Regions from separate parts of the Homo sapiens genome. Here all the other regions are linked to region 3. Evidence: chromatin contacts called from ENCODE Hi-C or POLR2A ChIA-PET data. All regions are on one chromosome and are shown on one strand. The core of a region is the stretch at or near the end of the contact, and the rest is flanking DNA. Distances in the headings are between cores, read along the strand shown.

Region 1 (2,500 bases), core at 1-2,500, 1.8 Mb before region 3:
GAAGAGATCTTAGAACACCTAGTTCAAGCCCATCATAATAACAAAAAAGGTAGTTACCGTCCAGCACTTGCTACGTACCAGAAAGGCAATGCAGGAGTCAACTGGACACATCCAACAGATCTGGGTTCAAATGCCAGCTCTTCCACTCCCCAGTGATGTCATCTTAGTTAACTCACTTAAATGGCTAAGAACCTCGGTTTCCCCACACGTTATATGGAGAGAAAATAACCGTACCTACCTCGGTGGATGTTAGGAAGGTTAAATTAACGCAAGGGAAACACTTGGCGGTGTCTGGCACCTACTAATCATTCAATTACTGAGAGCTACTTATTACTGGCTCTGTTCTTCGTTTCAGCTTTTACAACTACTACTATTAAAGGTAGAAATTACATGAAATCATGGAGCAGAAAGAACTCTTTGCTGGACATTTAGGCTGTTTCCAATGTGTCACAATTATAAACAAGGCTGCAGAAAACACCCAGTACGCCTCGTTTTGCACACTTAAATGAGTATTTCTGCAGGACAGAGTCCTAGAAAGGAGCTTGCAGGGTCTATAGGTGTGTGCAATTTACACTTTTATACATAACGCAAAATTATCCTCCGCTTAAGGCTTTACGTAGATTACCTTACGCTAAGATTCAGGTGTACTATGAGCTAAGTACTATCGTGATCCCCATTTCTTAGAAAAACTGAGGCTCAGAGCGGGGAATCCCCTTGCTTGTCAAGCTCAAAATCACGACTGTCAGATTGAGGTCGCCGATCCCTCGGGGCAAGACTCTCAGAGCTGGGTAAACTGAGCCACAGAAGCTGGACGCCTGGCTCAGCGTCGTCCTGGGTCTAGGACCTCGCGCCGCCCGGCCGCCCGACCCCGGCCTCTCACCTGCCGCCGCCGCCGCCTCCCCGGCCGCCGCCCCTCCGCGCCGAAGCCGGAGCAGCTCCCCAACTCCCACAACCCAGAGCGCCCGTGCCTCAAGGGGAGGAGGCGTTGTACTTCAGGCCAGCCAATCAGAGCGCGCGAGCCCGGAGTACCTTTACCAATAGGCTTGAACATTGGTCAATAGGTGTTGCAGCCAAGCCGACACGGGTTTTCCCGCCCCGCTCCTTCCGTTAAACCAATGGGAAACAAGTCCCTGGGAGTGTCCCGCCCTGGGGTGAGAACTGCGAACCAATAAAAATTGAAACCTGAGCGGTGGCGCGGCCAGCTGTGGGTGGAGTCACCCCGCGGACTGGACGGGAACCTGGCGGGGTCAGGTCCCGTCAAGCAGCCTGGCTCATGGCTGTGTGCGGCCTGGGGAGCCGTCTTGGCCTGGGGAGCCGTCTTGGCCTGCGCGGGTGCTTCGGCGCCGCCAGGCTCCTGTATCCCCGTTTCCAGAGCCGCGGCCCTCAGGGCGTGGAAGACGGGGACAGGTGAGTGGCTGGCGGGAAGGGCAACTCGAACACCTGCCGTGAATCGTGGTGTCGTCGCCATGGGTACGTCACACCGCCGTGAGGTCACCGCGGCAACCGTCAGGTGACGTCTCCACGCTGTTCTGACGTCACCATGGCAACGTGGGCCACGTGGGCGCCAGAGACCAGGTAGTCTTTGCCTAAGTCCCAATGAAGTCCCGCTATCATCGGGCAGGGCAGGGCATATCCCATGTGGGCCAGGAGGGCTCTCGACTCAGATTGTGACCAATCTCCAAAGCAGTTTATTCCCCAGGTCCCAGATACACCAGCACCTTCTAAAGATGGCTTTCCTCATATTCCTTGAAACTTGCACCTCAACCCAGACCTCAGAACCTCTAGAGTACCGTGGATTAATAATGGATTAATTTAGTTCACAGATCCAGGAAATTAACCTTCGAATGGGCTTGTAATGTCACATTTTAATTTTGAGCTATGTCCTTGAGTTGTTTACATTGTTTTTTGAAAATGCCACTTTTTGAGCTGTATTTTGGCAATTCTTCATCTCTGAGTACACTCGAAGCCTCATACTATGGAAGTGGCTCAGGTTTCTTTTCCTGCAAGAGGCCCTGAGTTGGTGGAGTATAAGATAAAAATTTGGGTAGGATAGAGTTAAGAGTCCTAGCTACTTGGGAGGCTGAGGCAGAGGATCACTTGAGCTCAGGAGTTCAAGGCTGCAGTGAGCTATGATCATGCCACTGCACTGCATTCCAGCTTAGGCAACAGAGCAAGACCCTGTCTGTGAACAAAATAATCATAGGCCAGATACGGTGGCTCACGCCTGTAATCACAACACTTTGGGAGTTTGAGGCAGGAGTATTGCTTGAGCTCAGGAGTTCAAAACCAGCCTGAGCAACATGGTGAAACCCGTCTCTACCAAAAAAAAAAAAAAAAAAAAATTAGCTGGGTGTGGTGGTATACACCCGTGCTCCCAGCTGCTCGGGAGGCTGAGGTGGGAGGATTGTTTGAGCCTGGGAGGCAGAGGTTGCAGTGAGCCTAGATCGTGCAACTGCATTTCAGCCTGGGTGACAGAGTGAGACCCCATCTCAAAATAATA
Region 2 (5,615 bases), core at 2,297-4,796, 1.5 Mb after region 3:
AAGCTCTCTGAAGCTATACTTTTCCTCAGTGACTCTGCAAATTGTATTAGCTGTCCAATATTCACTGAGCATTGCCATATGCCCAGTATCATATGGTGTCTCTTGTCTAATCCGCATAACAGCAAGGTTGTTCTTTTTTTTTGGGTGGAGTGCAATGGTGAACAGGGCTCACTGCAGCCTTGACTTTCCAGGCCCAAGTGATCCTCTCACCTCAGCTCCCCAAGTAGCTGGGACTACAGTCACACTCCACCATGCCTGGATAATTTTTTTTTGTATTTTTTGTAGGGACAGGGTTTTGCCTTGTTGCCCAGGCTTGTTTTGAACTCTTGGGCTCAAGCAGTCCATCTGCCTCGGCCTCCCCAAGTACTGGGATTATAGGTGTGAGCCACCACACCTGGCCTAGTGAGGTAGCAATTACTCCTGTCTTATAGCTGAAGATACTGAGGTTCAGAGAGGTCACACTCCAAAGTCAGTCATGGAGCTGAATTTGAACCCAAGTCAGTCTATTCTATAGCCTGTGTCTTAACCATTGTATGTACTATCTCCCAGAGGAAAAGAATGAGAGGGAAATGCTGAAAATATTAACAGTCCCATCGTCCTACTCTCTATTCATTCATTCAGTGCTCAGTAGAGGTAAAAATTGAGAAACCGTCCATTCTCATATCTGGCCTACAGTCTGCTTTTTTTTTTTTCCTGAGACAGGGTCTTGCTCTGTTGCCCAGGCTGGAGTACAGTGGTGCCATCATAGCTCACTATAACCTTGAACTCCCAGGCTCAAGCGATCCTCCTGTCTCAGCCTCCTGAGTGCCACCACATCCAGCTAAATTTTTTTTGGTGGAGTCAGGGTCTTGCTGTTATCTAGGCTGGTCTTGAACTCCTGGCCTCAAGTGATCTTCCTGCCTTGGCCTCCCATAGCGTTGGGATTACAGGTGTGAGGCACTGTACTTGGCCTGGATCAATTTTTAAAAATTTAAATATCATTTAATTATTTTTGATAAGGATCAGATGACTATTTCTCTAAGAAACGGATTAATAATAAGACAGGTCCTTAAAGATGCACCTTACAGAAAGGGTGACCCTGAAATCTAGAGGAGTTTAGGGATACTTCTCAAGGTCACACACTTTGGTAGCACTAAAGGAGTAGGGCTCTTGCTTTCAAGGCCAGATCTTGGCAGCAAGCTGCTTTACCAGTTATCACTGCCTCTGCCCCTAACATGGAGAACTGCTTGAAGGGGGATAACCTCTTTTTGCGCGCTAGAGATTTTAACAACACAACCCGAACTCAGCTGAATAGTTTTTAAACAAGGTTCCTGTGATGAGTGTCTTCTGATTTCTTCTGCTGTCTCCCCGCGCCACAGGTCAGAGACCTGTGCCCTGTTGAACCTAGAGGCTCCTACAATAGCTCCTGGTATTTAGCTGAAGTAGGGTGTTCCTCTCTGTCTGGGGCAGATGGTTGTATTTCTAGTCCAGAACCTGCTATAATTTACTCTGTCCTCCCACACTAATAGCGATTCTTCTATCTGCCAGCTTGGCTTCTATAGCCTTCTGCAATCTGGACCCGCTCCACCCAGTTCATCTCTTTCTTCTCTACATGTAGAACACACCCTCATGGCCAACAGGTGTCCTGGGCTCACCCCATTTCCGCCACAGAAATATCCTCCCTGCTCTCCTCATATGCAAATCATTCTTCAAGGCACTGCTCAAGGTCTTTCTGCCCCCAAAGCCTGCCCATGTACAGGCCAATGGTTTGCTTTCCAAATCTCTTTACATTTATGTTCCCAATTTACCTAAGTTAGCCCTCAACAGGTTTCTGTATATATCTCCAAGTGTAGTGCAGGCTCCTTGAGGGCAGGCACACAAGTGTTCATTCATTCACTGGAGGCTTTTAGCAACACCTTATAAAGCGAGAAAGAAGGAGAAATATAAACTATGGTTGCTTCCAGTCCTCAGGGAGGGGAGACATACCTGGCACACAGTGGGCCCTCAACAAAGGTTTGCTATATTGAACTAACATATATGCCTCTCGTTGCAATTACTTGCTAAGTCCCATGAGAGGTATCAAATGGTGTTATAGGGAAAGCATCATCAAAGAGGTGGCATTTGAACCCTATAGGCTTTAAGGGCAGGGCATGGTTTTGTCTTTGTTTACAGAACTGGGAGGAGGTTACAGACAGAAGAAACAGCATTCCTACTACACACAGTGCCAGGTGCACACAGTGCCAGGCACACATCACTCACCAGAAACTGGGGAAAGCAGTGGAATTGAGTGAGTTCTGTCCCTGCCCCGGCACCAATTAGACTGAGTGAGTGGGCAAGTTGCTTAACTTCCCTGGGCCCCCGTTTCCTTCCCATTCTGAAGTGATTAAGCTGCACAGACTTCAGAAAGAAGCAGACTGAGTGAGGTTCGAATGATGACTATATGTGACCTTGAGCCAATCCGAAGCCGGCTCGCTCAGTCTCAATTTCCTTCCTATAAAATGGGTAAAATAATTTCTACCTCACAGGGCTTTTGTGAGATTTCGAGAACATATGTGAGTCGCTAACCACACAGCCTGGCAATACCAGATTTCCTTTTACAAAAGTAGGGGTGACAACGCTGATCTGCCTCTTTCTGTGTGGCTGCTGCTGCCTCCGCAGCACCCATCCCAGAGGCTGTCAGGAGTAGGGGCCGTGGACAAACTTCATGACCCCGAAAGAGAAAACAGAGCTGAAGGGGCTTCGGGGGGAAAAAGTAAAGAGCTGGCCACAGCAGGCTAACTTGGCTAACGGGGACACTTGGTGAATGCGTCCCCTTGAACAGACTTACCACAGTCGAGAATCTTTGCTAACTCGCATCAACCATGCCTCCCAAGCTGGCTGGATTTTGGACAGCCTTTTTTGTCTCCGCCTTCAAACCCAAGGCAAAGGACAAGGCCCAACCCCATGGCGGGCTGGGAGAGTGAAAGCAGGGGGAGTCCCCCAATTCCCAGCGGAAAGGAAGGGCGATCTGTTCCCACCCGCTGACTCCCACTCCCGGGGCCAGGGCTCCTTGGGCGCCCCCCTTCATTTCTCTCCTCTCCGCACAGGTCGGGAAGGGAGGGGGTCGCGCTTGGCCCGCGGCGCAGGTTCACCCCGGCTTTCGTCCCTCCGACCCCGCCTGGCCGCCCATCCCCGACCCCCGTGGACCCTGCTCGGCCGCCCCGGCTGGGGTCGATCTGGCCCTCCGCCCCCAGCCTGCGTGGAACCCGCCGGGCCGCCAGCCCCACCTCGGCCGCGTCCCCTCCCCTCCGCTCCGCTCTTCTCCCCTCCCCTCGCGGCCACCTCGGTGCCCACCCCGGCCTCCGCAGACCCCGCCGGGACCCCGCCCCGCGCCCAGCCACCCCCGCGCCGGCTTCCCGGCCCCCGTAGACCCCGCCCGGCCCTCCCTCTCCGGGGTCGTGGCGGCGGGGAGGAGGGGCCGCCGGGCCGGCGTGCGTGGCAAGCTCTCCCGGCTCGGCTCGCTCGGCCTCCCTTACCGGGAGGCGGGGTCGGCGCCGCGGCGGCGGAGGCAGGCCCCCTCCTCCCGCCTCCTCGGCCCGGCCTCCTTCCCCGGCCGCGCGTCCTCTCGCCGCTCCGACGCCAGCAGCGCCCGCGTGCCGCTCGCCCAGTCCCGGGGGAGCCCCTGCAAGTTTCCCGGGCCGCGCGCCGCGCTCGCTCGCCTCCCAGCCCGCGGCCCGAGCCGCCGCCGCGCCCGCCATGCCCTCGGCCAAACAAAGGGGCTCCAAGGGCGGCCACGGCGCCGCGAGCCCCTCGGAGAAGGGTGCCCACCCGTCGGGCGGCGCGGATGACGTGGCGAAGAAGCCGCCGCCGGCGCCGCAGCAGCCGCCGCCGCCGCCCGCGCCGCACCCGCAGCAGCACCCGCAGCAGCACCCGCAGAACCAGGCGCACGGCAAGGGCGGCCACCGCGGCGGCGGCGGCGGCGGCGGCAAGTCCTCCTCCTCCTCCTCCGCCTCCGCCGCCGCTGCCGCCGCCGCCGCCTCGTCCTCGGCGTCCTGCTCGCGCAGGCTCGGCAGGGCGCTCAACTTTCTCTTCTACCTCGCCCTGGTGGCGGCGGCCGCTTTCTCGGGCTGGTGCGTCCACCACGTCCTGGAGGAGGTCCAGCAGGTCCGGCGCAGCCACCAGGACTTCTCCCGGCAGAGGGAGGAGCTGGGCCAGGGCTTGCAGGGCGTCGAGCAGAAGGTGGGTACCCCCGGCCCCGCAACTGTCCCCATCGACTGCGGCCTCCGGACCCACGGCCGGGCTCCTTCGTGCTTCCCGACCGGCCCCTAGCGCTGCCTGCCCAGGCCCGGAGGCGGGAGCCGGCCGCTCCTCCTTGGCGGGCCCTGGCCTAGACATCCCACTCCACGCGGCCCCCTAGTTCCGAGGCAGTCCCCAGACCCCCTTTGTTAATGGCTGCGGAGGAATCGGCCCCGAGGGATGGGCCGCCGCGAGGATGCCCAGGCCCGCCTGGCAGGGTGGGCCAAGGGCCTGTCACAGGGCATTAGCGGTGACCTGTAAGGAAGCCGGCAGGCTCCGGGGAGCCCATTCTTTCTGCATTAGGAACCGCTGAATGGGCAGAGCTGTCTGAAAAGGAGGTTGGAAGGGAAGCCAGCGCATCCCTGGAAGCCTCAGGCAAGGCCCCACCTCAGCTCTGCCTGTGGGAGACATCCGAGCGGGGTTTTTAATAGACCCGGAGCTGGCATTCTTACTCATTTGCAGGTCCAAATGAAATACCATCTATCTTTAGGTCCCTTGTCCTGTATTGGACCAGCCTGCCCAGGTGGGCCTTTGACGTAGTCCTACTTCAGCTTTTTTGGGTTTTCTTTTGAGAGGGAGTCTGGCTCTGTCGCCCAGGCTGGAGTGCAGTGGTACGATCTCAGCTCACTGCAACCTCTGCCTCCCAGGTTCCAGCGATTCTCCTGCCTCAGCCTCCTGAGTAGCTGGGATTACAGACATGTGCCACCATACCCAGCTAATTTTTTATTAGTAGTAGAGACAAAGTTTCACCGTATTGGCCAGGCTGGTCTCGAACTTCTGACCTCAAGTGATCCGCCTGCCTCGGCCTCCCAAAGTGCTGGGATTACAGGCGTGAGCCACTGCGCCCGGCCCTACTTCCGCTTTAGGGGAAGAGGAGGGCCAAAAATACTAGATCATACTGGTGAATAATACTTCTAGCCACATTTATATGGTGTTTAGAATGCTTACTCACTCACATATTATCTAATTCTTATAACTACCCTGGGAGGGAGGACTAACAGTTTTGATTTCATTTCCCAGAGCAGAACATTGAGGTTTAGACAGAGGAATGAGTTGACAAAGTCCCCAGCTGGTGAGTGACAGACACACGAGAATGTCTAGGCCACTGCCCTGTTCGTCAAGGGTCCACAGGGGTCCATTTCAGGTATGGATGGACCCAACTCTCAAGGCGAAGGTGCTTAGCTTCCACCCTTCTGTGGTTTTTCCATACCAAGTACAGCCCCTTTGATCTTATTCGCCCTCCACTATGTCATTGCTCAATGAAAGTTGGTTGCAAGACTGAAACAAAAAATCCCGCCACTTCTGATCCCGGAGCCACTGCCTCCTTTTCCCAGCATGCTGTCTGTCCTGCCAAGTTGCTC
Region 3 (5,535 bases), core at 1-2,500:
TTTTTGCCTTTATTTTCCTCTGTAAGTATTATGGTTTTAGCTCTTACATTTATGTGACCTGATTTTTATGTTCACCTCTCAACTTAATAAAATTGTTCCAAAAGAACAGACATCCAAACCCAAACCTAGTGAAAGCATTCGGCCGGTAATAAGATACATCATCATTCTCTAGGCTCCAGATTTGAAGTGGCATTTCAGGGAATACTGTCTCTCAGTTGAGATGATGACCTTCTTGATTTAGATTTCTATTTGTTGTCAACAGAGAGCAAAACCAATGTGACCTGCCTGCCAATGTTCAGTGAAGTTTCCTCATCTGGAATGTGCTTTCCCCCCATGAGAAGTAAACGAAGGGAAACATTATGGGGGTTGACACCCCTCCCAGCTCTCGTCCAAAAGGTTGCATGTGCCTCTACCCTTTCACATTAGACTGAATTTTCAAAATTCATCAGTTCCCACTAGACTGCAGGCAGGTGAAGGTCAGGGCTTGTGCCTTGCTCTGTATCCCTAGGTTTGAGATGTAATTCAACAGACGCTTTGTGAATGACAGGAAGAATTCCTGGGTCTGCTGTTCTGCTGGTGTAAGGGAGCCACCAGGCAGTGTGGTGTAATTTCAACGTCTACTGCTCAGGAGCTTGGGACCACCTTCCTTTAAAGCCATCTCGGTACTCCTAGCGTTAGGCACAGTGCCTGGCGCGCAGTAGAGAACTGAGGGCAGAGAAAAGGGGAAGGAAATTTTGTTTAAAATCCCAAACCCCAGCATTTACGACGGGAAGCAGGGAAACTGGGCAGCCTTCAGGTGTAGCAGACGGCCGAAAATATTCAGGATAGAATCCCAATTCCTCCTGGGCAGCAGAGGCAACCCTCGGGGCCAAATCCCATACTTCGAATTTTGGGGGCTTTGTGTGGACCCATGCTTCTCTAGTAGGGGAATGTCATGAAGACGAAATCCTGAGTCTGCGGGATTTAGGGGATTCAAAACTCAATCCCTGCAGGAACAGCAGCCCTGGTCGCCTAGCAACCATGGGCCGATCGCTCGGCGCTCGATTCTACCCGGCCGGATGGAGACGCGGAACTCCCGGCCGAGCCTCTCGCGGCCAGTGCCTCTGCCGTGCGCACGCGCGGAGGGGCCTGGGCTGGGAGAAGGGCGACGCGGTGCGCGGGCGCCGCTTGCGGGCCGCGGCGGGGAGGGCGCACGCACGAGGGGCGGAGCGGCGGGCGCTGAGAGTGGCTGAGGATCCGGAAACGCGCCGCAGAGGGTGCGGCCCAGAGGAGGCCGCGGGCCGGGAAGGGCCGGGCGGGACGGGAAACGTTAGGGCAGCGGCCCCCGGGGTGAGGGGGCCGAGCGGACGGGCAGGGCCCCGAGGCGAACTCTGCCCGGATGAGGAACAAAGCAGTGGGGCAGGCGCGTGCGCCCCCAGCGCAGCTGGCAGGTGGGCTGCGCGCGGGCCCGGCCGGAGCGGGGCGGGGCGCGGCGGCCCGGCCTGCGGGCCGCGGGCGGGCTAATCCACAGCCCTTGGGTGGCGGTGTCGGCAGCGCCTGGGGCTTTCGGGTAGCTGGGATGGGGGCTGCGACCTTGTTGTGGTTTTGGTGACCGCTCTTGTCCCCACTCCCCCAGGTTGGGCAGCCCCCTTCCCGAAGCTTCTGGACGGAAGGCCCCAGGTGTTCCCCGAGATGCCCCAACCCGTGGCGGGGTGCACGGCCACCGGCCCTCGGGAGAAGTTGGGCGGCCCCGGGCGACCCCGGGGACGAGTGGCCGCGTCGGTGCAGCGGTTGTGAGCAAGATGTGGTAGCACGTGACCCTGGAACGCAAACCCTGATGCCTGTTCCCCACCACCCGAGCGCTCCTTTCTCTGATATTTGGCCCCAAGCCGATGCATCACAGGTGAGTAGGGAGGTGGGCTTCAGCACTGGTGACATCGTTGGAAACTCTGGCGAGTGAGTGTCCAGGGTCAGTGCCGTTGTTTTTGGTGCCATTGAGAAGGTTACAGGTGTGATTTGCAAAGGAAACAAATCCAGAAACTAGTGTTGGGTGGAATGTAATCTCATGCATCCTAATTTACTCCACATGTGGAAAGTTGTTCCCAGTAGCCACACGTTTATTGTTGGCTTGTTGACACCTTTTCCTGTGTCTTTCAGTTATTTGAGCGTTTAATATATTTTTCCGGATTCCAACGTGTATTGTTATCTTATTATGCTTCACCTTGAGTTTTGCTGGTATGGCAGGGACGATAGTGAGGGAATTAAGTTCTTAATTCTGCAAGCTTCATGCTGATGTTTAAGTACAGAAGCAGGCCACAGAAATTGTTGCATTTGGCTGTTTTTTCAAGGCCCTTTCAAAGGCCGTATGTTTAGAATAAGGAAGATAAGGCACAAATTCATTGAAATTATTGAAGCCCCACTGCATTTTTCAAAGTGGCTGCATTTCAGTTAGTTTATTATATTTTATGCGAAGAAAAAGGTGTAAAATCAGCAACTGGCAGATGGTTGCATAGGTCAGTTAGAAACACACACATAAACTGTAGAACTGTGTAGGAAATTATTTTACCCTAAATGAGTAGGGAAGATAGAGCTTAGTATCTTGATTCTTGCCTTCTTCCGGGATTGCTTCTTAGAATCTCATAGGAGAAAGAAAATGAGAATAGAACTGCATTTTAGAATGAGAAAGTCTTATGAGGATCATATTGTACATTCCCTTCATCTGCCTTCTCTCTGTGGGATACTCATTACCTTTGGTTTATGGCTGCTGAGGTCATCACGTTTTAGTGACTCACAACAAAGCAGAAATCTGCTGAGCCTCTCGCATTAAACTCTGGTTTGAACTGGTTTGAGAAGGCCTAGGAGTCAACCTAGAAACACCATGCTGATTTTTATCTTGAAATTAAATAAATATTCAGGAATTTTCAGAATGAGAGTTGAAGGTGCAGACTTGTAGTTGTACTTTTAAAAAAATATTGTAACCAATTTGTTAAGTAGGCTGTTACAGCTGTAGTGATTGTAGTGTTTTAATTATGGTTGTAGCTATAAAGAGTTAGGGAAAAGTCTGTTTTAAACCAACTCAAGCCCAGCAACTTTCAAAATTAAGGTAGATATGTTTTCTTTAGGCTACAGGGATTTTTTGCTTTTTTTGTTTTTAAGACACAGTCTCACTCTGTCACCCCAGCTGGCGTGTAGAGGTACAGGCAGAGCTCACTGTAGCCCCGACCTCCCCACTTCAGCCTCCCCTGTAGTTGGAACCACAAGCACGAACCACCATGCCTGGCTAAGTTAAAAAAAATGTTTAGTAGAGACAGGGGTCTCACTGTGTTGCCTAGGGACGTCTCCAAGTCCTGGGCTCAAGCGATCCTTCTGCCTTGGCCTCCCAAAGTGTGGGATTACAGGTGTAAATCACCACACCTGGGCTGCTTTATTTTATAGCATAATAAAAACTGTTATTAGCATGCTGTTCTTCATAAGGTGTACCTCATTTGCCAGGTGCTTCTAGCTGTCTTTCTGGTAAGGGTGATGAGTTTGCATAGCTCCATCCGATAAAATAAGAAAATTCAGAATGTCTGTTCTATACAAGGTACTAGGTTGGCCTTTTACATTTTATTGATGTCTTAGAGCTTAGTTTTATGGGATCCATGGCCAGGGATAAGGGTGAAACCTAATAATGCAAGAAACAGGTCTATGTGGAACTTTAAATATACGCCACAATATAAGTAGATAGGCCCTAATGTATTGCAACTGTGTAAAAGGCAATATAGTTCTTTTATTGTAATTGTCTTTTTCTTACTATAGTTAAGAGCTTTGGTTTCTTAAATTAGTTCTGAATTTAAATCCCAGCTCTCCTTACTGGTTATGTGATTCTGGGTTAAGTTTCCTAGCATCATTGAATCTTAAGTTTCCTCATCTTTAAAGTGGGATTAAGAATAATACCTACCTCCAGCCTGGGCAACATAGGGAGACCCCATCTCTGCAAAATAAAAACAAATTAGCCAGGCATGGTGGCACTTGCCTGTGGTCCCAGCTGCTTGGGGGCTGAGGTGGGAAGATCTCATGAGCCTAGGAGGTAGAGGCAGCAGTCAGCTGTGATCACGCCACTGCACTCCAGCTTGCAGCTACTGAGCAAGACCCTGTCTCAAAAACAAAAAAAAAAAAAAAAAAAAAAAGAAGATTAAGAGAGATAGTTACATATAAATCACTTAGCCCAATACATAGCACATGGTAAGGGAGCCATAAATTTTAGCTATTATTATTTTCAGGTTGATTGATAAAATGGCATTGCCATTTTTCAGAATTAAAAACCTATTTAGATTTGATTTCACTGCTAAGGAATATGTAACCTCATTTGATTCCTCTTCTCTGCTTCACCCCCTCCCATACGCAGAGAATAAAGCCCAGTGTAAGGACTGGAGGTCATTAGAGAGCCCCTTTTGGGTAACCTGTTGGCTAGCCTAGTGGTTCTGTAATGTTTATAGTATGGCAGTCTCTAAATTATGATATAAGAACTAATACTTTTTGATAACAACCTTCAGTGCTGTTTTATTCAAATCAGTATTACTCTTATTCGAAAGACATTTGTAATGGCAGTGCAAGATGGTTTGCATAGAAAAGGTGATTCCTAGGTTCTTCACCTTGCCAAAAATAGTCTGTAGTTAAAAAAAAAGTTTGGTGCAGTTAAAAAAAAGTTTGGTGCAATGAAAAACTTTTTGGCAGTGTTTTGCAGTTTGATCTGTGATCTTTCACTTAATAGCTATGTGATTTGGGGCATATGACATGGCCTCTCTGAGCCATAGTTCCCTCATCTATCTTACGTTGCAGTATTGGTGTGAGGATTTGAAGTCATTTTAAGTGAAGTGGTAGCAAAGCTTACATAATGACCCTCAATATTTGGAGGACATTAATATACTGATACAGAATCTTAGTAAACTGTTGCTGAATGGGGAAAATACGATGCTTTTCACATCATCGATAATCTGGATCTTTAACTCCTATTAAAAATGATTAGTAAAATTTACTTGAGTAGGTTAAAATGCGCTGCCTAAAACACTACTGGTTTGAAATAATAAGCCATTTGGAGAAAAATAAATATTATAAAAGATGAAGCTTGAGTGATTTAAAAAAAAACTGTCATTGCCATTGTGCTCTAAGAATTGCAGACTTTGCTTTAGATGGTGTGCCTAGAGTTTCGAACAAGGCAGAATTCAAATCCTATTTCTGCTATGTGACATTGAATTGAGTTTTTAATGTCTCAATCTCAGTTTTCTTATCAGTAGAAAGAATATGGCACTAGCTATCTAAGAGAATTGTTGAGCGTAAAAGTGAACTAATAGTTGGCCAAGTCCCATTTCCCCATCCCCACTGTTTCAGTTTCTTCAGTATCTTAATACAGAGTCATTGGAGTAAATTTTTGCATAACTAGTTGTGTGTGCTCTTTTCTAGGATGAATGAAATGAACCTGAGTCCAGTGGGGATGGAGCAGCTGACTTCATCCTCTGTGAGCAATGCCTTGCCAGTCTCAGGAAGTCACCTGGGATTGGCTGCCTCACCCACTCA
Region 4 (5,257 bases), core at 262-2,761, 1.7 Mb before region 3:
ATGTGTCAAGTCCTTTATAAGTGATCTCATCTAATAAGGAGAGGAGTCCTATGAGAAGATCATTCATGATCTCATCTACTCCAGTCTAGACCATTAGTATGTGGCAGAGTCAAGGCTGTAATAACTAAGAGGCAGGATTCAGACTCTTGTCTTACCTCTATATTTCCAAAGCTGAAGCATCATAAATACCAACTGCTGACTAAGCCAAGAGGATTGTCCCTGTGCAGTAGGAAAAGCTGGGCCACCAGGTTTAATGACCACCACCACTTGTTCTGGGCAGACGGTGTATCAGACACTGCACAGATTATTTAACCAACTTGTCTTTTCAACAGCTCTATCAGTTCTCGATAATCTTTGTTTTTTTGAGACGGAGTCTCACTTTGTTGCCCAGGCTGGAGTGCAGCGGCGCGAACTCTGCTCACTGCAACCTCCGCCTCCCAGGTTCAAGTGATTCTCCTGCTTCAGCCTCCCAAGTCGCTGGGATTAAAGGCGCCCGCCACCACGCCCGGCTAATTTTTGTATTTTTAGTAGAGATGCGGTTTCACCATGTTGGCCACGCTGGTCTTGAACTTCTGACCTCAGGTGATCCGCCCGCCTCGGCCTCCCAAAGTGCTAGGATTACAGGCGTGAGCCACCGTGGCCAGCCTCAATAATCTAATTTTTATTTAAAGAATAGGAAACACGACTTAAAGAGACTATTCATATTAACAGCTACTATTTATTGAAAGCTACAGCCTATCTAAGGTGGATGCTTTTGAATCTGAATCCATGTATATCCAAAACAGTTATTTATCACTAAGTAAAACAAACAAGATCCAGGGCTCCCCCGTTCACAGAATGGCCAAGCAAAGAGAAGTTGAGAGTGCAAGATTGCCTGTGGGGGCTAAGCTGGAGTTAAATTACGATCAAGTTTTTCTTTATTCAGAACTAGGTGTCAGGCACGGTACTAAAACGTATTCACACCCTCTGTGAAACCTGCTAATTACTCCATTTACACAGAAGGAAACTGAGGCTCAGAGAGGTGAGGGAACTCACCCAAGGTCACACAGCGAGCGAACAGTATTCGAACTCCAGTTTAGGTGAGTCCTGGGGCCCAGAGTCTTTCCTCGGCATCAACAACCACAGGAACAAATCACCCAGCATTAGTCCGTTTATAAAGGCCTACCGTCCCCAAAGTGAAAAGAGGTGGAAAGGGCCGCGGAAAGAGCCCCTGGAGCACACACGCCAGATCCCAGCACTTGTTCCTCCGACCTGGCCAGGCAGGGACTGTGCCCTAGAGCCAACTCCCTCAAAGTCCCCAGCCCCACCACTCGGAGGACTGACGACCCAGTTCTCCCGCAGGCCGGACCGCAGGCCCTACCGGCCTACCCGCAGGCCGACCTTTATTCGCCGGAGGTCCCCGCACTTGGGGTCGGGGCCGCAGCTGCCACTGTCTCAGCCCAAAACACCCGAGTTCTGCCAGACCCGGGGCAGCAGCCGACGCACTACCGCCATCTTGCCCCGCGGTGTTCGCTTTCAGAACCCCGCCAGGAAGCAAGCATCCAGTTCCGGAAAATGACAGTTCCGCAGAGCTTCTTCGCCCGGGAAGGAAAACTTCCCCACACCTTGCCTCCCCTCTGGCAGCTGAAATAGCGGAGGTGGGATAAATGCCCTCCCCAGCCGAGAAAAGCTGGAACCCACTCCGGCCGGGGAGGCTGGAAAGAAAACTGGCCCCTAGGCGCACAACGGACGGCTTAAGACGTTGCCCTCTGCGGGGCGGAAGTGGGGTGCGGACAGCGGAAGTTATCGCTCCGGCCCCGCCTCCGCCCCCGGCTGGCGTGAGCTGGGTGTTTCCTGCCTCTCTCAGTCCGGGTTTGGAGACTCCTGCGTCCTCCGACTTTTCATGGTAGGGAGGGCGGTGCCCATGGACTAGGGGTTGAGGGCGGCCGAGGGAGCTGGGCAGCAGCAGAGTATAAGAAGGGACCGAGAGGAGGGGGTGTGATGAGGGGCAGTCACGATAGTGGAGAGGCATTTGGGGGATTGGTTAGGGGAAAGGCCCGGGGTGGGGGAAGGGCTTTGGGTGGAGAATTAGGGGCGGGGGTGGTGGTAGGGAGGCTCCCTGGCGGTTAGGAATCCGGGAAGCACATTTGGGCTTGCGGAGTAGATACGTGTGTGCGTGAGGAAGGGGTGTCTCCAAGTGAGTCCTGAGTGCTGGTTGGAGATGGGAGTTGGTGATTGCGAGGAGAACAAAGAGATATCAATTGAAAACGGACATTTGGGGGTGGAAAATGAGGATTTGGAGGATTATGAAGGAGAATGAATGGGCAGGTTATGAGAAGGTGAGGTAGGATTCCTTGGGGCGGAGCGTTTGGCGTTTTGGAGGTTGTGGCTGGAGTCGCTGAGTTTCCAGGAAGTGGGGAAGGGGCTCCCAGGTGCGTCTGAACACACGGCCCAGTGAGGGAAAGAAATCGAGAGAGCCCAGCAGGCTGATGTGCGTTCAGTGCTTGGAATCCTGGGGAGAGATGCCAGGGGCCTGAGGTTAGGATACCTGCGCCACGGAGTTCAGTGCCTCAGCTGGCGCCTGGGTACCTATCTGTAACTTCCATTGAGGCCAGAGGTGACCACGCCTAAGGAGCGGAGGATGTTTCAAGATCTGTCTCTCAGCTGTGGGGTTTGTCTGCTTGGGATCCTCAAGGGTCTGTTCCCTGAGTAGCTCATTGTCCCTGGGTAGAGATGACCAAAGATTGGCCCAGATCTTCTTTCTACTTGCTTGCTTGTTTGTCACGTCCCTGGAAAGTGCAGTCTTAAGGGAAAATCAGTCCCAGTGACGCTGCTGAAGAAAAGTCAGTTATCCTGTAGCTGACGTTGACTAGTCCGCTCCATTTTGTGCAAAATAAGGACCAGCGGATGGGAAGAAGGCAGCATAAACCAGTGGTTCTCAAACTCTGGTCCCACCAGCAGCAACACCTGGTAACTTATTCAAAATGGCTGAAATTTCAAGCCCTGTCAGAGACTACTGAATCAGACATTCTTGGGGTGGAGCCCATCTATCGGTTTTAACAAGCCCTGCAAGGGATTAGACTAATGATTTCTTGATTTGGACTGTGTAATGAAAGGGGCAAAGGAGTTGGGAGTCAGAGGGCTCTTATAGGTGTGATTCCTAGTTTTCTCCCCAAAAAAGTGGGGTTGATGATAAACATCTTTCTCACTAGAACATTGAGAGAAATAGACCAAGAGTTTGTGTATTAAACACAGGGAGAGAATGTCATTTGATGGAAGTTGCAATTGGCGGTAGCTGTCTTATAAGCAAATTTTGGATGTAAAATGCTGCAATTATGTGACTTAGTTTAGTTGAAATGTAACAGCAGACTTTTCTGAGTTGTAGAAATGCCCTCAGTTTGGGAAGGTTTTATACAAGCCTCAATACAGTGTTTCTTAAACTTCTTTGCTGTAGGAATCCCCTGAGGTGATGCTTTGCCTCACATCCCTGGCAACTCTTAGATAAAGCTGGTTAAATACCTTAGCTAGGTGGCAGTAAGCCCTGGTCCCACATCCGAATCCCCCAAAGAGCTTTTTAAACACTAGTGACTGATCAGCCACCCCTCCGCATCTCTGAGATACTGATTAATTGATCTGGGGTGTAGCCCAGGCAAGCACAGGTGTGTGTGAGTTTGTTTTTGTTTTTTGGAGACAGGGTCTTGCTCTGTCGCCCAGGCTGGAGAGTGCACTGGTATTATCTTGGCTCACTAAAGCCTCACCTTCCCTGCCTCAAGCAGTCCTCCCACCGCAGTCTCCCGAGTAGCTGGGACTACAGGTGTGTGCCACCATGACCGGTTAATTTTTTTTTTTAATTTTTTTGTGGAGATTAGGTCTTATGTTGCTCAGGCTGGTCTCGAATTCCTGGGCTCAAGCAATCCTCCCGCCTCAGCCTCCCAAAGTGCTGGGATAATGGGTGTGAGCCACTGTGCCTGGCCTGGCATCATGTTTTTTAAGCACACGCAGGTGATTCTAGTAGCCAGGGTTGGGAACCACTGATCCCAATGTTTGAGACGCCCAAAGGAAACTACACAAAGGACTAGGTGCCAAATGCTTTAACATTCATTCTCTGAGGGTTTTGAAGATTATGGCTTTAACACTCCATTTTACAAGTTAGAAAACTGAGACTTGGGTTAAATTGCTTGAATTTCACGAAGGAAATGGTGGAACTGGATTGCAATCCAGGTTTGCCGAGACTATCCCGTTTTCCTTAACACACACACAGGCACACAAGACTTCTACAGAGAAGCATATAGAAAACGTGGGGTCAGGGATTTGGTGCGTTTTTTCCTACTGTACTTGCCTGAGCCTCCTTTTCAGTCGATGATTTTCCCCCTTCAGCTGATTTTTGTATTTTCATGCATGCATACAGTTGCTTCCTCCCTGTGGCTCTGAAGCTGTGAAGTGGGGGCTGGCTTTGGTTTATGGTGTTTTGGTTTGTTTTTAATGTGTCAGGTCAGGAATTCACTGGGCCAAGACCGTGGAGTTAATGGTAGCTTAAATAAGGGGTACAGTGCTTTTTAGAATAGTGGGCTCTAATCTTGGTGGGCTTTAAAATCTCCTGAGGGAGTTTTAAAAATTCTGTTGCCTAGTCCACATCCCGGACCAATTACATCAGAATTTTCATGGTAGGACCTAGGTGTCAGGAGTTTTGAGCTCCCAGCTGATTTCGATTGTCACCAACTGGAGAGCCACTGTTTAGAATCAGCAACATTATATTCAGGGGAGATGGAGAGAAGAGAGACTGACCATTTAACTGGAATAAACTTCTGATTGAATCAGATCCGTAGCCAGTATCTCAAGTATTCATTGCCTCTCTGTTTCATGTAACCAATTTTGCTGTCTCCTGCTTCACCTCCCCAGCTTCATTGGTAATGAAATCAAACCTTTGAAACAAGTCAAAAAGCAGGATCCTGGCCAGGCACGGTGGTTCATGCCTGTAATCTCAGCACTTTGGGAGGCCGAGGCAGATGGATCACTTGAGGTCGGGAGTTCGAGACCAGCCTGACCAATGTGGAGAAATCCCGTCTGTACTAAAAATACAAAATTAGCCAGTCGCGGTGGCTCACACCTGTAATCCGAGCACTTTGGGATGCCGAGGCAGAAGGATCACCTGAGGTCAGGAGTTTGAGACCAGCCTGACCAACATGGTGAAACCCCATCTCTACTAACAATATAAAATTAGCCAGGTGTGGTGGTGCATGCCTGTAATCCCAGCTACTCGGGAGGGTGAGGCAGGAGA
Region 5 (5,240 bases), core at 765-3,264, 2.0 Mb before region 3:
CTTCAGCCTGCCAGCTGGGTACATGGTGGGGTTCAGGGAGGTCTCTTCTATAGCATCTCTTTTCAAAACAGAAAGTTGCTCTGTCTGGGAGGCCTGAGCCCCGAGGCACAGGCCAGGCTACATGGGCAAAGCTCTGAACACCTGTCCTTGCGGGGAGGAGCATCAACAGGGACAGCTGGCACTGCCTCCCTCCCCCACCTTATGGGGCGCTAAGGATTTAGGTCAGAGGACTGCAATGGTAGGGGTGGGGGGAGTCCGCCTTCACCCCTCCACTACCCAAAGGCATCCAGCCCCGCCCCTTGTTACCACGACCCCGCCCCCTCCGGCCTTGGGTCAAGGCAAGTGGTGTTGCCACGGCAACCCCAGTGACATCAGAGGCTAAGGTTTGACGTCATGTCGTGCCCCCACTGGGGAACCTACCGTCCCTGCGAGTTATTTGTGGGAACGTGGTTTGAACGAGGGCTCTAAGGTCTAGCCCCATGGGGCACAATTCTCAAACGTGGCCACCTGCGTTTCTGGAACCCCAAATCCCCCTCTGAGGTGATTTCCCTTGAAGATCTCAGAGGCTGCTCGGGAGACCCTCAACGTTTTCCCATCCTGGGTGCCCCCCACCCCCCAGCCCTTCCAAGACACTGGAGTTCCCGGGGAATTTTCGGATGACACAGCCAATACCTTTGTTAGCTTTACGGGTGGGGTGACCTTTCCTCTCTGGCAACCAACCCGCCCAGGGTCCCGCGGAATCCGAATGGGCCCCCCAACCTCCACTCCCATCGGCTGGCCCATCTGAACAAGTTGTGTTTGGAGGGAGGAAAGGGGCGGACAAGGGTTATCTCTGCTTCAGGACCCCCAACAGCCTAGGACCCCTTCTGTCCAATCCTGGCTGCCCGGACGCCAGGGGGTGCCCCCAGCTCCAGCGCAGAACCCCGCCCCGCACAACTCACCGGATCAGCCAGGCCGTCGAAGGGCACCAGGTCTCAGCTACCACGACGCTCCGCTCGACGGGTCGCAGCCATGCAGGAGTGGCAGAGGCTGCCTGACGAAGCCCTCCTTGGGGGTCGATGCCTCTCTCCGGGTGGGAAGGGGCGCTGTCGGTGAGGGCTATCCTGGCGCCGGCCTGCGCCGTCCGAAGTCGGGGGGGAGGGGAGGTCTCCGTTCAGCAGGGGTCACGCCCGCCCCGGACGGGGGCCGCGCGGGCGCTCAGGCGACGCATCTTCGCCGGGGCCCGTGATCGCCACGTCCGGCGGGCGGCGCTGCGCCTCCCCTCGGGGCCCCGCTCAAGGCTGCAGCTCGGCCCGCGCCGCTCCCAGGGCGCCCTCTCCGCCCGCGCTGGGAGCCCGGCGGCCGCGGCCCCTTTCGCCAGCCCCAGCTGCAGCCTGTCTTTGTTGCTTCCTCTCGCTCGCCCGCCCGCCCGCGGCTTGCAGCCCCCGGGTTCGCCCCGAGGTGGAGGGATTGTCTCCTTCGGGGGTTGCACGCACCCGCAGCGGCCCCGGCTCCTCGCCGGACATACACCGGCCCCTGCAGGTTGCAAAGAACAGCGGCGAGAATGCACCGGCCCCTCCTCCTCCTGCTCTGAGCCCCGGGTGTGGGGGGAGGGGAAGCCGGCGAACAGCGGCGGCGGCAGCGGCGGCGGCGGCGGCAGCGGGCGACGCAAGCTCGGATGCAGCCTCGGGGGCCTCGGCGCTGAGAAACAGCCGATCCCAGTGGCGCAGGACGGACACGAGGACGGCCCGGGGGACTGTGCACCGGGTGTGCGAGCTCGCAAGCCGCAGCAGGGGCCGCGCGCGCTGGGCTCTCACGCGCCCATGGCCCCGGGCGGCGCGCGGGGGCTCCCGGGGCCGCAGCCTCGCGCCGTCTGGCGCGCGCCGGCGCCTCGCCTGGTCTCAGGCCCGGGTGCCGCGCGCCGCGCCCCACAGGCGCCGGGCCCGGCTGTCCGCCTCCCCCGGCCGGCGCGCGCAGCCTCTCCGCGGAGCAGCCGGCCAGGCAGTCCTGCCCGCTGCTCCGCTCTGGCCCGACTGACAGGCGCGAGCGCCGGCAGCAGCCCCCGCGTCTCGTCCCCCGCCCGCCCCCCGCGGCCCAGCCCAATCAGCGGCGGCTGAGAGGCGGTTACCAGGGTGACGCGGCACCGCGTCCTGCGAGGGGCGGAGCCGGGGGCCGCCACGCGCGCTTTTCGCGGCAAAATTCAAAGGCCGGCAGGGCGGCTCTCCAACCTCCTCCCCCAAGCAGGGACGAGGCGGAACTTGCCTCGCGAGGACTGCAACTCCCGGCATGCTGCGCGCCGGCGCCGGGTGGAGGGGCCCCGACTGGGGGCGCAGGGCGTGCTGGTTTTTGTAGTCCCACTAGGGGTGGCAAAACCAGTGTCATTTACTGATCACATATTTGGGACAAGGCACTGTATAAGTGCATTATCGGCATTATTTCATTTAATCTTGGCAAAAACCAACCTCATGAGGAATTTGTTAAAAATAACAACTATAGCTAACACTTATGTAGCAAAGTATTTTATCTAATCCTCACAACACCGTGTGAGTGGGTATTACTATCACCCCCATTTTACAGATGAGAAAACTGATACGGTAGGTACTATTATTATACTTCCAACTTACAGAGGAAACTGAGGTAAGGAGATGTGAAGTGACATGGTCCTGGATGTTTTTGTCCTAAGGCTTATTTTTGGCAGCGATGTGTTTTTGGCATCACAGTTGTGATCTGTGGAGCGCTAACTATATAACCCAGCACAGCGCTGAGCAATTTGCAAGCTACACCTTCTAGACGTACCCCACGCCCACAGGAGACAGGCACTAGCCTACTCCCCCACTTAATAGATAGGGAAACTGAGGCATAGTTTCACATCAACCTGGGGTTCAAATATGAATCTATCAAACTATACTGTGCTTTCCCTTTTACTTTTAAAGAAGCTTCCTGGGTTCTCACAGCCCATGGGCGGCCCGTCTAGCAGTCTCATTTACAGATGGGGAAATTGAGTCCTGGGTGGGGCAGTTCCCTCAGTTGCTGTGTGTCCATCACACAGCACTGTAGGAAGCCAGCTTTCCGGGATAATAACAAAGATCCCCACAGAAATGCAGAGCAGCAGTCAGACCCCCCACCCCTCAGGCTATGCCCGTGTGATACCTGGAGTCCCACCGAAACTGGGTGGGATTGCAGCCCTGCCCTTGCTGGTTGTTGGTCTTGGCCATTTACCTTCACGGGTCTGCGCCTCAGTTTCTTGTCTGTGAAATGGGGGGCATCATAATTCCTACCTTACAGCGTAGATTTGAGGGCAAAATGAATTCTTGCATGTAAAGGACTCAAAACACACATTAAGTGCTCAATAAATGCCCTCTGTACTCACCCGGGCTGGAGGGCTTTGGAGACCCTGGGGAGCGTATCCAGCGGACGGGCTGATTATAGACGGGCCCTAGCCTACTTCCAGGAGCCAACCCACCCCGCCGGGAGAGGCGCCCGCGGCGGACCTCCAGGGCCGGCCCAAGTGGGTCACCCGCCGCCTTATCTAGGACAGGAGCTGGCCCTGTTTCAGGCCTCTAAGCGGCTGCTCGGCGCGCTGTTCCCAGCAGCTCCGCTCTATTTCTCCGCGGCCGCCCCCATCTCCTCCCCTTCCCTCCCCAGGCTGAAGGTGGGGGTGGGGATTTACCTGGAAATGTGTTATGCCTCCAGCTGCTTCCCGCTCGGGCCAGCAGCCAGGGCTGCGGGGACGTCAGGGAGGGCGGCCGGGGCGACTGGATGGGTGGACCCAGCGTGTGGACAGGTGGGGAGACCAGACTTCAGCTGAGGACAGGGCGAGGGACAGTAACAAGCAAACCCTGGGAAATGAGAGAGATCGCGAAGAGGAGAAGAAGGCAGCAGTTCGCACCACAGCCTGTCAAAAGTTTGGGATTTTTTTCATTGTAGGTCACCATGACTTCACACCTACTGTGTGTCAGGCATGGGCTCACTGCTATTTATCTCACATAACTCCTTTTACCCTCGCAGAAACCCTATAAGGTATATACGATCACTATGCACATCCTACAGCAGAGGAAGGCCACATGACTTACCCAAGGTCACACAAATGACAGAACCAAAGTCCAGAGCCCTGACGTTGATTTATTGCACCTTGTGGCAGCCACTGTCTGACCGTGTGCAACCTTGAGGGGAGTTTCTTCTCTTCTCTGGACCTCAGTTTCCCCTGCCATGAAATGGAGGGTAGGACCCAAACCCCAGCCCTACCAATCAGACTCTCCTTGGTGGGACAGCAGTTTCCAAAGCTCCTATGTGGTTCCTGATACAGCCAGGGCTGACAACCCCAGGTCGAGAAGATCTCAAAAGACCCCTCCATCTCTGAAGTTCTATGAGTCCACGATGTGCTCATGGTGGAATTTCCGACAGCAGCAGGCTCCAAGGCAGCTGTCCAGCAGGAGAGGTCAGAGCCTTCCAGATGCCTGTCGCTCCCCTCCAGGCAGGTGAATGCCCCGTAAGATGCTCTGCCCCACTCCCCACACTCCCAGTGCCCCCCTACCCCATATGCCCATCTCCCTGAGATCAGACCCTCGTGCCTTTGCTCTTGGTCGACTCCAATAACTGCATTATGTGATTGGAGACAGTGTCAAGATGGATTTGCCACGGTCCATAAAACCACCAGGCAGGCCAGCCCCGGAACACTGGCTCTGGCCAGGGGTCCGACAGGCCCTGAGGGGGCAGGGGGCAGAGGGCATCTCATCTCTCACTGTTCTTGTTTGCCTCCCACACACCAACCTTGCTGAAATACCTACAAATCCTTGCACGTGCCTCTCTCACCTCCAGGTCATTGCTTATGCTGTTCCTTCTACCTAGAATGCCCTCCCTCCAGGTAGCTAACTCTTGCTCCTCCTTCAGAGTTCAGCCAAAGTGCTGCCTCCTCCAGGAAGCCTTCCCTGACTACCCTGCTCCAGGCTGGAGCACTTCCCCCTTCACAGATGTGTCCAGTGTGTGTTATAATGGCCCACTTCTTTGTCAGGCTTCCCACTGGCCTGAGGGCTTTTCCAGGGCAAAGGCTGCATTCAGTTCATTTTATTCCCTAGCACAGGCCTGACATAGAGTCAGCACTCAATGAAGGTCTGTTGACTTAATCTCTGAATCACTGAATGAATGTGGCCCAAGTTTTTGTTTTGTTTTGTTTTCACGTAGAGGAGGAGAATTAAGAGAAGGGAGTAGAGTCAGGCTGACTGGGCTACTAGCCATATGACTCAGCCGCTCTGTGCCTCAGT

What was found. A loop is a pair of places that touch in the nucleus more often than their neighbours do. ChIA-PET counts read pairs that join two places held with the same protein, here RNA polymerase II (POLR2A). Pooled maps may share reads with other maps.
Region 1: a map of CD8-positive, alpha-beta T cell shows a loop between it and region 3 (11-fold over the local background). The contact joins the promoter of MMAB here to the promoter of PRDM4 in region 3. A Hi-C loop is called at or near these places in 2 of 168 maps with a recorded cell type or tissue (CD8-positive, alpha-beta T cell and naive thymus-derived CD4-positive, alpha-beta T cell), 1 of 37 single-sample maps with no recorded cell type and 8 of 50 pooled maps.
Region 2: a map of CD8-positive, alpha-beta T cell shows a loop between it and region 3 (7-fold over the local background). The contact joins the promoter of CKAP4 here to the promoter of PRDM4 in region 3. A Hi-C loop is called at or near these places in 1 of 168 maps with a recorded cell type or tissue (CD8-positive, alpha-beta T cell) and 6 of 50 pooled maps. POLR2A ChIA-PET finds 5 or more read pairs at or near these places in 1 of 52 experiments (activated B cell).
Region 4: a map of CD8-positive, alpha-beta T cell shows a loop between it and region 3 (13-fold over the local background). The contact joins the promoter of UBE3B here to the promoter of PRDM4 in region 3. A Hi-C loop is called at or near these places in 3 of 168 maps with a recorded cell type or tissue (CD4-positive, alpha-beta T cell, CD8-positive, alpha-beta T cell and naive thymus-derived CD4-positive, alpha-beta T cell) and 7 of 50 pooled maps. POLR2A ChIA-PET finds 5 or more read pairs at or near these places in 1 of 52 experiments (activated naive CD4-positive, alpha-beta T cell).
Region 5: a loop to region 3 is called in a map of CD4-positive, alpha-beta T cell, with 13 times the contacts of the local background. The contact joins the promoter of FAM222A here to the promoter of PRDM4 in region 3. A Hi-C loop is called at or near these places in 2 of 168 maps with a recorded cell type or tissue (CD4-positive, alpha-beta T cell and CD8-positive, alpha-beta T cell) and 10 of 50 pooled maps. POLR2A ChIA-PET finds 5 or more read pairs at or near these places in 1 of 52 experiments (GM12878).

What each region holds. Positions count from the first base shown.
Region 1 is chr12:109,572,254-109,574,753 of GRCh38, reverse strand. MMAB (metabolism of cobalamin associated B) reads left to right here and starts at 1,250. Exons shown (of 9, transcript NM_052845.4): 1 at 1,250-1,407. The coding sequence starts at 1,274. MVK (mevalonate kinase) reads right to left here and starts at 960. Exons shown (of 11, transcript NM_000431.4): 1 at 881-960. RefSeq lists silencers at 720-949, 970-1,099 and enhancers at 859-1,358, 1,359-1,860.
Region 2 is chr12:106,245,951-106,251,565 of GRCh38, reverse strand. It overlaps CKAP4 (cytoskeleton associated protein 4), which reads left to right and starts at 3,546. Exons shown (of 2, transcript NM_006825.4): 1 at 3,546-4,197. The coding sequence starts at 3,715. It overlaps LOC124903008 (a long non-coding RNA gene), which reads right to left and starts at 3,294. Exons shown (of 2, transcript XR_007063443.1): 1 at 2,807-3,294; 2 at 1-1,895. RefSeq lists silencers at 2,971-3,310, 3,341-3,650, 4,311-4,400.
Region 3 is chr12:107,756,852-107,762,386 of GRCh38, reverse strand. It overlaps PRDM4 (PR/SET domain 4), which reads left to right and starts at 1,250. Exons shown (of 12, transcript NM_012406.4): 1 at 1,250-1,430; 2 at 1,616-1,882; 3 at 5,422-5,535. The coding sequence starts at 1,872. PRDM4-AS1 (PRDM4 antisense RNA 1) reads right to left here. Exons shown (of 5, transcript NR_120474.1): 4 at 3,995-4,112; 5 at 2,419-2,615. RefSeq lists silencers at 960-1,539, 1,590-1,699.
Region 4 is chr12:109,473,888-109,479,144 of GRCh38, reverse strand. It overlaps UBE3B (ubiquitin protein ligase E3B), which reads right to left and starts at 1,511. Exons shown (of 28, transcript NM_130466.4): 1 at 1,036-1,511. KCTD10 (potassium channel tetramerization domain containing 10) reads left to right here and starts at 1,845. Exons shown (of 7, transcript NM_031954.5): 1 at 1,845-1,885. The coding sequence starts at 1,883. RefSeq lists enhancers at 1,599-1,688, 2,197-2,932.
Region 5 is chr12:109,710,599-109,715,838 of GRCh38, reverse strand. It overlaps FAM222A (family with sequence similarity 222 member A), which reads right to left and starts at 2,014. Exons shown (of 3, transcript NM_032829.3): 1 at 942-2,014. RefSeq lists silencers at 1,874-1,923, 1,954-2,283 and an enhancer at 2,989-3,552.